Linked DNA regions of Homo sapiens: region 1 is linked to region 2. Evidence: read pairs that join two places in POLR2A ChIA-PET (ENCODE). Cell type or tissue: PC-3. All regions are shown on one strand.

Region 1 (5,000 bases), 730 kb after region 2:
ACAGCATAATGGCGTTTCAGTCAACAACATACCACACAGAGTAGTACACTGGTCCCTTAAGATTACAATGCCATATTTTTACTGTACCTTTTCTATGTTTAGGTATGTTTAAGTACAAAAATACTTGCCATCATGTTACAATTACCTACAGTATTCAGTACAGTAACATGCTGTACAGGTTAGTAGCCTAGGGGCAATAGGCTATATGCCATATAGCCTAGGTGGCAAACTCAGTGATGTTTGCACAAGGACAAAATCACCCAATGGCACATCTCTCAGAACATAATCCCTGTCATTAAGCAACACTTAACTGTAAACCATTTTTATGATTCACTAGTCATGGACCCCTAACATGTCTCTCCCGGTCACTTCTTTGGAATAAGGCAGAAGCCCCCCAAAGACGATGCAGAGTCCCCTTTGGGGACTTCTTTGATCCAATTATGTCTATCTTGTCTGACAGCTGGGAGAAAATTTGTGTTAGGATAGGACAGAAAACTGAGTTGCTATGAGCAGGTCTGGACTGGAAGAGCTGTGCATGGTAGGGGCAGGTGGCAGGGGTCGCAGGGTGTGGGTCCTCACAAGTGAAGGAAGGGATTAGGGTACTGGGTCCTGAGGTCTCCAAAAGAGGAGTGTGGGAGACGCCCCCCAGGATTCCCGTCCCCTGGCTGTTCACACCCTGTATATCCCCCTCCCCTTGAGCTTAGGTGGGACCTGAGACTTGCTTCTAGCCAATGGACTATGGGAAAAATGAAGGGACTTTCAGAGGTAATTGAGGTCCCAGATTGGTTGATTTTGAGTTCATCTAAAGGGAGATTGTCCTGGGTGCGCCCGACTTAATCAGGCAGGCAGCCCTTAAAGAGAAGGGCCTCCTGAGGGCAGAGACTGTCAGTGATATTATAATACCATATTTTTACTGTACCTTTTCTATGTTTAAGTACAAAAATACCATACTGCCTCATCTCCTGAGGGCAGAAGAAATCAGTGGCCAGGCCTTTGTGGCAGGAAGCTGGCAGCCTAGGACCTGAGGGCAAGCCTCCAGTCAAAGCCAGTAAACAGGGGGACACTCCCCGACCCCATCCCTTGGTACAGTTGCAAGGAAGTGAATGCTGCCAACAGTCTGAGTGAATCTGGGAGTGGATTCTTCCCCAGGTGAGCCTCCAGAGGGGAATACAGCCCAGGGGACTCTGAGCAAGGGATGCAGTGAAGCCGTACAGTCTCTTGACCCAAAAACTGCCATAGAATAATGGGTGTCTTTTCAAGTTGCTAAACTTGTGGCAATCTCTTACAAAGCAATAGAAGACTAATATACGTGTTGAGGGGAGGGTGTCCTGGAACAGGAGGTGGGAGGTGCCGAAGACAGGCTCCAGTTATGGTACACTGGTCTGCTTCTCACTCCAGGAGGCACTGGTTTTGTCCAAAAGATTCCATCCTGACCACCTTGCTGGCCCCACTCTGTTTTTGTCTGGAGGTGGAAAGGGGTCGTGTTTTGGACCTGAAGCCCTAAGAATGCTTGCCTGAAGCTGAGATGGGAGGGTATCCTCCTTCAGCACACCACCAGGATGCCTCACCCTGAGGACGTGCCAGGCGCTCTGGAGCAAAAGGATCCGGGCTCCCAGGCTTGTCCAGAGAGGGTGCTGCCGGGAGTGTAGGGCGAGCTCCAAATCTAGGGGAGCTCTAGATCTTCCAGTCAGACCTGGAGCTGGACTGGTGCCCTCACATTCCCGCAGTGCCCCCAGGAGTGGTCGTCCCAGCGTCCCTGGCTCTGGCTCTGTCATCTGTGGGTGTCTTAGTGCCTTTAGATAGACTGGGGCCACCCCCAGGTAAGAAGGGCCAAGCCCCCTGAAACTGTACCCTGAGACCGCACCTCGGTGCAGGAGCTGACTCTGGCCCCGGCCCCAGCCCTGCCCCACCCTGAGCACCTCCACTGCCCTCCCTCAATAACAAAGGCCTGGAGGGCTGCCTCCCTACCCCCGTCCTCCACCGCTACGCAGGGTCCCCCCTGCAGCAGGGCACTTCGGCTGACTTAATGTCTCTCATGGATAAAATCGCTCTGAGTAGTTTTAAAGCTTTCAATTTTAGCCCTGGAAGCTTTTCCTTAAACAAAAATCTCACAAGAAAACTCAGTCTGCAAGAACGAAAGTGGAGCTGCTCTGATGGAGTGCAAGGTCAGTGGCTTCTCCCCAGACAGCCTCCCTTACCCTCCCCCGCCCCTGCCTCCTCTTTCCCTGGCAGCCCCTGAAGGGCTGTGTGGAGCTGAAGTACTTGTGGGAAGCGTGTTTGGACGGTGCTGACCAGGACCCAGTCACCTTTTCCTGTTTGTTTCCCTCACGGCTGGTTGGGCCAGGAAGTCCCGCCCTCTCAACCCCAGTGCAGCTGTCAATCAACGAGAGCACAAAGAATGTTCCCAATCCGCAGACAGAGTCCCTTCCACAGCTGGGATCTTCTCCACCTGGAGGACTACGTTCTTCGCCCCACCTTGCAAGTGGCTTGACATGAATTTGTTATCTGTGAGACAAATGTTCTTGGCCTGCCTAGGAGAGCTTTAAATAGACTCCGAGTTAAAAGAAAGCTTATCCATTATTTAGTCCAGCTCTTAGCTCGGGCAAGAATTCCTTACACATTCCCACCAAGAGGCAATCTAGATTCTCTCTGAATACTCCCCACAATGGGTGGCTCACTGTCTCACAAAGCAGGTGTCTCACTGTTAGGCAGCTCCTATTAAAATCCAAACCTGCTACCTTGCAGCCCTCATCCACTGGCTCTGCCTCTGGAGCTCAAAGAATAAGTCATGAAGTCGTGGAACTTATACTAAAAGGAATGCAGCTCACCCCAGGCTAGTCTTCTCCTCTCCTGTTCCATTCTCCTTAGAGGGCACTTGTGTAGATTATTATATTGGTGGTCAAGGAAACATGTCACTTAGTATTTGTGGACTGTGTATTCCCCTCTCTCATTGACTCTTGGATCATCCTCATGACTTGCTTTGGCCAATGGGATATTAGCAGGCATGAAGCCTTGGAAGCACTTGCAAATTTGGGCTTGCCCCCTTAGGAAGTTCCTCCTTGGAAGCCAGCTGCCATTGCTGAAGGAAGCTCAAGTTTGGCTACTGAATGGTGCAAGGCCATGTGGAGAGAGGCCCTGGAAAAGGGTAGTCCATTTTTTCCTTATTTTTTTATGTTTAATGTTTGTGGGTACATAGTAGGTGTGTATATCTATGGGGTACATGAGATGTTTTGATACCGGCATGCAATGTGGAATAATCACACCATGGAAAATGGGGTATGAGGAGAGGCCATTTTGGATGTTCCAATCACAGGCAAGCTCCCAGCTGAAGGCAACCACAGGAGTGACCTAAGCAATACACAAGGAACAGAAGGGCTGCGCTGCTAAGCTCAGCCAAACCACAGGATCTTGAGAAATAATAAATTGTTGTTTTAAGCAACTAAATTTTGGAATGGGTTGGTAAACAGTGATAGAGAATTGAAAACTACTGATAGAGTTTTTCTAGGAGCACATTTCTAGGATAATACGGCCAAAATTTTTCATCTCAGATCAGCCATTTACAAAGAGTATAGACAACCTGCCTAAGCCAAGAGATAGCAAACATCTTTACTGGAGATACCGGGAGCTCGGCCACTTAGAATTAAATCAGAAGGAGTCAGTCGGAGATGGGAAGGAGTTAGGAGCCTTTGGCTTGAGCAAGTCAGAGAGCCCCGTTTGAATGACAAATTATATGGAACAGCTTGGCTTTCCTCACAAAATAAAATTATGCTTCAGTTCAAATTTCTTGCCACTTATAAATTACTTTTTATTTTATTGCCCTACAGACCACGTCCAGATCCGTTTGGACGCTATGCTGTTTTTTATATTCCATTCTCCAAAGCTGTGAAGGTACAAATCATGGGCCATCCCAGGTGGTTTGGGGAAGAGATGTTTTTTCTTTCAAAAACAAGGTTTGGGTACATATTTGTGGTAATGACATAGAAATGAAAACATAGCAAGATCAATTGGAGTTTATAATAGCATTCTGCACAGGGAGAAATAGTGTGACATGCTCCTGGATGAGGCTGCCCCAGCCTTCTCCCAGCATTCACTCCATAAGCCTTTATTGAGCACCTACAGTCCCTGCCTTCCAGGCACTCATGTTCAAGGGAGGAGACTGACAGGTGGAGCAGCAGGAGCAATACAGTGTGATAAGGAGGAAGTCTGGGACAAGGAAAGTACCTACAAGAGGCCTGTCTCCTAAAAGAAGCTCTATCTAGGCTGAGAGCAAAAGGGTCAATAGAGCAAGTTGAACAAAGAGAAGGGACATTCATTGATTGCAGAGATTACTAGCTTCTACCCAATATCTATCTATCTCTTTTTCCTGATGATTAGAACATCATTTTATCCTGCTAGGCAATATTTCTAGCTAAAGGGCTACATTTCCCAGACTCCCTTGTAGCTAGCAATGAATAATGGGATATAAATACAAGTTTACAGGGTTTCTTGGAAGGAGTTCTGACTCAACTAGGAGACACAACCAAGTTCCTCTATTTTTCTGCCTGGAATGTGGACTTGATGGCTGGAGTGCCAGCAGCTATTTTGTGTCATAAAGCAAACTTGAGATAGAAACCAACTATAAAGTATGGTAGAGCAGAAAGTTAAGAAGAGCTTGCATCCTGACAACTGTGAAGCTGCTATATCAGCCCTGGAGAGCCACCCTTCTGGCTTCTTTCACATGCCAAATAAATAAATGTCAGATTTAAACTACTTGTTTGTTTTGTTGTTGTTGTAATTTGCAGCTGAACCTAATCCTAACTGATATACCTGCATGTGCCAAGGCCCAGAGGTAAGAGAGCACATGACATATTCCTCAGTCTGCAAATGGTTCCGAGTGGATGGAGCTCAATAAACTGTGTGACAGAGGAGGGGGTGGTGAGTGGGACAAGAAAGGGAAGCAGAGGTGAGCCTGGAGTTCTTGGGCAATGGGGCATAGAGGGAAATCATAATTGCTAGCATTT
Region 2 (5,000 bases):
CCATTAAGCCATAAGTTTTCATTCTCCTGTCCCCCAGCCCTTAGTAACCTTTAATCTACTTTCTGTCTCTATGAATTTGCCTATTCTAGATATTTCATTTAAGTGACATAATATATTTGCCTTTTAATGCCTGTCTTACTTTACTTAGCATGTTTTCAAGATTTATCCACATTATAGCACGTATCAGACCTTAACTTCATTTTAAAGCTGCTTAACATACTGGTGTGTGTGTGTGTGTGTGTGTGTGTGTGTGTGTGTGTGTGTCTGTATATATATATCACATTTTGTTTATCTGTTCATCTCTTGATGGACATTTGGATAATTTCCACCTTTTGGCTACTGCGAATAATGCTGTCATGAACATCATTGTACAGATATCTGTTTGAATCTCTTCTTTTGATTCTCTTGGGTACATAGGAATGGAATTGCTGGGATATGTTGGTAAATCTATGTTTAGCTTTTTGAGGAACTACCCAACTGTTTTACAAAGCAGCAGTAACATTTTATATCCCCTCTAGCAATGAATGAGGGTTCCAGTTTCTCCACATCCTCTTCATCACTTGTTATTTTCTGTTTTATTTAATTAATTTAAAAAATTCAGCTATTGTAGAGGTTGTGAAGTGGTATCTCATTGTGGTTTTGGTTTTCATTTCCTTAATGATTAGTGATGTTGAGTATCTTTTCATATGTGTTTTGGCCATTTTTATATATCTTCATATATATATTATTTTACTTTTAAGTTCTGGGATACATGTGCAGAACATGCAGGTTTGTTACATAGGTATACATGTGCCATGGTGGTTTGCTACACCTATCAACCTGTCATCTGTGTTTTAAGCCCCGCGTGCATTAGTTATTTATCTAATGCTTTCCCTCCTCTTGGCCCCCACCCCAACAGGCCCCAGTGTGTGATGTGCCCCTCCCTGTGTCCATGTATGTTCTCATTGTTCATCTCCCACTTATGAGTGAGAACATGTGGTATTTGGTTTTCTGTTCCTGTGTTAGTTTGTTGAGAATGATGGTTTCCAGCTTCATCCATGTCCCTGCAAAGGACATGAACTCATTCTTTTTTCATTTTTATTTATCTTCTTTGGAGAAATGTTTATTAAAACTTTTGCCCATTTTTGAATTGGGGTTTTTTGTTGTTGACTTGTAGGAGTTCTTTGTATATTCTGGTATTAATTCCTTAGTAGATACATGATTTGCAAATACTTTTCCCATTCTATGGGTTGTCTTTTCTCTCTCTCCATATGAATTTTAGGATGAGTTTTTCTATTTCTGTAATGCCATTGTAATTTTGATAGGGATTGCTTTGAATCTGTGGATTGCTTTGGGTAACATTGTCATATTAACAATATTAAGTCTTCTTCCAATCTAGAATACTGGATGTCTTTTCATTTATTTAAGTCTTCTTTAATTTTTATCAGCAATATTCTGTAGTTTCCAATGTACAAGTCTTTCACCTCATTGGTTAAATTTATCTTTAAGTACTTTATTCTTTTGGATGCTGTTGCAAATGGAATTTTATTATTATTAATTCTTTTATTACTGCTTTTTAAGAGACAGGATCTTGCTGTTTTGCCCAGGCAGGAGTGCAGTGGTATGATCATGACTCATTGCAGCCTCGAATACCTGGGCTCAAGTTATCCTCCTGCCTTAGCCTCCTGTGTAGCTAAGGACTACAGGCATATGCCACCACGTTCAGCTAATTTTTTTCTCTTTCTCTTCTCTGTTGTGTCAATTCCAGATAGAAATCCTCTCTCTCTTTCCTTTCCTTACAAAACACAAATACAGAAATCCCTAGTGGACTTGACTAAGCAGTGTGGAATACCCGTTTTCGAAGCTAGTTAGAGCTAAATGCATACTTTTAGATCAGAGCAAACTGTATGACCTATCTGTTTCACTCCCCTAATGCTCAAATATGTATCTTTGATCTTATCACACTCTGGCTCCATGGAAGGAAGAGAGAAGACAGCTACACCCATGTATTATGATCCTTTAATCATATCAGTTCCTTTTTGTGTTAGAATAAAGAGGGACCTGAGGAGAGGAAAGGAGACACGTTTAAACTTCTCTTAGAGGCAGCAGAATATGTAATTGCTCTAATCATTAAACATTTTTAATTTACCAGTTAAAATTATTAATAAGATTACATCTAAATTCCTTTAATGAAATTCAAAGCCTTTTCCATTTTCTAGCTCTTATTTCTTTGCATTTCTTCTCACAATTCTTTACCATGGATTATTTACCATTAACACCCCAAATTCACTTCCTCGCCTCTCTTCATTTGCTTATATTGTTCCCTCTTGCCTGGAATATCTACATTGTCAAACCCAGGCAAAGCAGCAAGATTCTATTTAGTCCTCAAGGTTCAATTTATCTGTTATCTCCTTTGTGTGAAGCATTAGTATCCACATAATTAGTGTTCTATTCTCACTAATTCTGAAGCACTTAAAACTTTATCACATTATTAAATTTTGTGTCTGCATATATGCATACTTGTCTTTCTTGAATGAAGACTAAGAGTTTCTTGAAGGAAAGTATCATATCATAATCAAATTTTTAAAAACTCCAGTCATTGCCACCATGCTTTGTATACTGTAGACGTTTGCTAACGCATTTTAAAGGAACAAATGAATGAGCGTGAAAGAAACATGAGTTTACTTGGTGGGAATTGCTGAAGAGCTCTCTGGTGCCATGAAATCTGCTTTTATTTTTTATATCTTTGTGTTAAAATATATATTTAATGCTGATAGAATGTTAAAACTGGTCTCATTTTTACATCCCCCTTGCTTTGCATTCTTTTATATGTTATTTGGAGTTTAAACATACATTTCTCACCAAAAATGTAATTCATATGTAAGAAATAAAAGAAAATATATTGTTTTCTTAGGGAAATTAAATCTGTTTATTCTCATATAGTTTGGGATTTTTAAATATTTTGACAATTCTTAAATCATAATTTGAATTTTTGTGTAACTAAGAAACACCATTATTTATATCTAATTTGCATCACATTTTATTAAGAAAATAATTGATATTGCTCTTTCATTTCAGCTAAACCATTTACTTCTAAAGTGAAACAAATGCGATTACATAGAGAAGACTTTGAAATATTAAAGGTGATTGGTCGAGGAGCTTTTGGGGAGGTAAGAGATTAAGATTTGATAGAAGGTCTGCTAATTATTTTGGAAGCTGTTGAACACAATTGTGAGAGAATTTAACAAGTATTGTTACTTGTTACTTGTTAAACAATATTTGTTAAGTTGTGATTGATGTGATTGATTGTGCTGTTGTGATTGATATAATAGCTCAGAAAATAAAGTGTTGAATGAAATATTTCTACTGGGAATTTTTTCTAAGATCATGTTTTCACATGTACTTCATATGTCAATGTAAATATGAGTGTGTTTCTAGACTCTTCTTTTGTTCTGTTGGTCTGTCTTATTCTAGTTTATAAGGAATCTTGATACCTGGTAGTGTATATACTCTGACTTCCTTTTTCTCCCCCTCTCCCATCTCTCCTCCCCTGATATTTTCATAGTATTTTATTTTATGTATGAATGTATGTATGTATGTATGTATGTATGTATGTATGTATGTATTTATTTATTTTTGAGATGGAGTTTCCCTCTGTTGCCCAGGCTGGAGCGCAGTGGCATGATCTTGGCTCACTACAACCTCCACCTCCCGGATTCAAGTGATTCTCCTGCTTCAGCCTCCCGAGTAGCTGGGATTACAGGCGTCCGCCATCAGGCCCAGCTAATTTTTGTATTTTTAGTCAAGTTGGGTTTTTGCCGTGTTGGTCAGGCGGGTCTCAAATTCCTGACCTCAAGTGATCTGCCCACCTTGTCCTCCTAAAGGATATTTTCATAGTATTTTAGAATCAGTTTTTCAATTTCGACTCACTTGTAAAGATACACATGCACGCGCACGCGCGCGCGCTCTCTCTCGCTCTCTCTCTCGCTCTCTTTCTCTCTCTCCCTCCTCTCTCTCTCCTCTCTCTTCTCTTGTCTCCTCTCTCTCTCTCTTTTTTCCAGGAATTTGGGTAAAGTTTGTATTGAAACTGGAGATCAGTTTGCAGACAATTGGCATTTTAACAATACTACTGAGTCACCTAATCCATAGACGTGGTATATTCTTCCATTTATTTAGGGCTTTATAAATTTATCTCAATACCGTTTTGTAGTGTTCATTCAGTATAGAAGACCTCCACATCTTTCAGCAGATTTATTCCTGGATATGTGATAGTCTTGATATTATTTTAATTAGAATTGTTTGTGAAATTTCATTTCTTAATTGTTTTCTTGGTAGTAGTTAGAAGTAGAATTTAATTTTATTGATCTTATACCTTGTTATACTTTTCAAATAGGAATTTTGTTGAATTTTATTAATACTTTATCTGCATCTTTTGGGACACTCATGGTTTTTCTCCTTTACTTTGTTAATGTGTTGAATTATGCTGTTATATTTTCAGATGTTAAACAATCTTTGCATTCCTAAAATAAGCCCAACTGACTTGTGATATGTTACCCCCTTTATATGTACCAACGGACTTCATGTGCTTTTTGTGTGTTGATAGGATCTTTGCACCTGTGTTCTTCAGATAAATTGGCCTGTAATTTTCCTACTTCGAATGTTCTGATCAGATTTTGGTATCTTGGTTATACTGGTCTTACAAGAAGAGGGAAATGTTCCCTCCTTTAGTATTCTCCAGAAGAGTTAGTGAAGATTGTTATTATTTTTTTCCTGATATGCTTACAAGATTTAACTGGTGAAGCCTCTGAGACCAGAGGTTGCTAGTGAAAAAGTTTTAAATAATGTTTAATTTCTTTAATGGAAATAAAATGACTTGTTCTGTGTATGTATTAGTTTTGCTAGGTTTATCCATTTCATCTAATTTTTAAAACTTGTTACTGTATTGATCATTTCTCTCTCTTTTTATTTTTCTTGCTAGGGGTTTATCAGTTTATTATCTTTTCCATGAATTAACTTTTGGC

The links. ChIA-PET counts read pairs that join two places held together with the same protein. Peaks named below come from ENCODE experiments on the same cell type or tissue, not always from the same donor. Only the 100,000 strongest peaks of a DNase experiment are listed, where the experiment ranks them.
Region 1: POLR2A ChIA-PET joins it to region 2 with 12 read pairs; 2 of 35 experiments call an interaction of 5 or more read pairs at or near these places.

What each region holds. Positions count from the first base shown.
Region 1 is chr1:226,524,310-226,529,309 of GRCh38, reverse strand. No RefSeq gene overlaps it. Among named protein-coding and RNA genes, the nearest start is that of STUM, 22 kb to the left of the region's middle. In PC-3, no CTCF peak of the experiment used is centred here; a DNase peak (open chromatin) is centred at 2,339; H3K4me3 peaks cover 352 bases.
Region 2 is chr1:227,252,213-227,257,212 of GRCh38, reverse strand. It overlaps CDC42BPA (CDC42 binding protein kinase alpha), which reads left to right. Exons shown (of 37, transcript NM_001394014.1): 2 at 3,058-3,149. Among named protein-coding and RNA genes, the nearest start is that of CDC42BPA, 64 kb to the left of the region's middle. In PC-3, no CTCF peak of the experiment used is centred here; no DNase peak of the experiment used is centred here.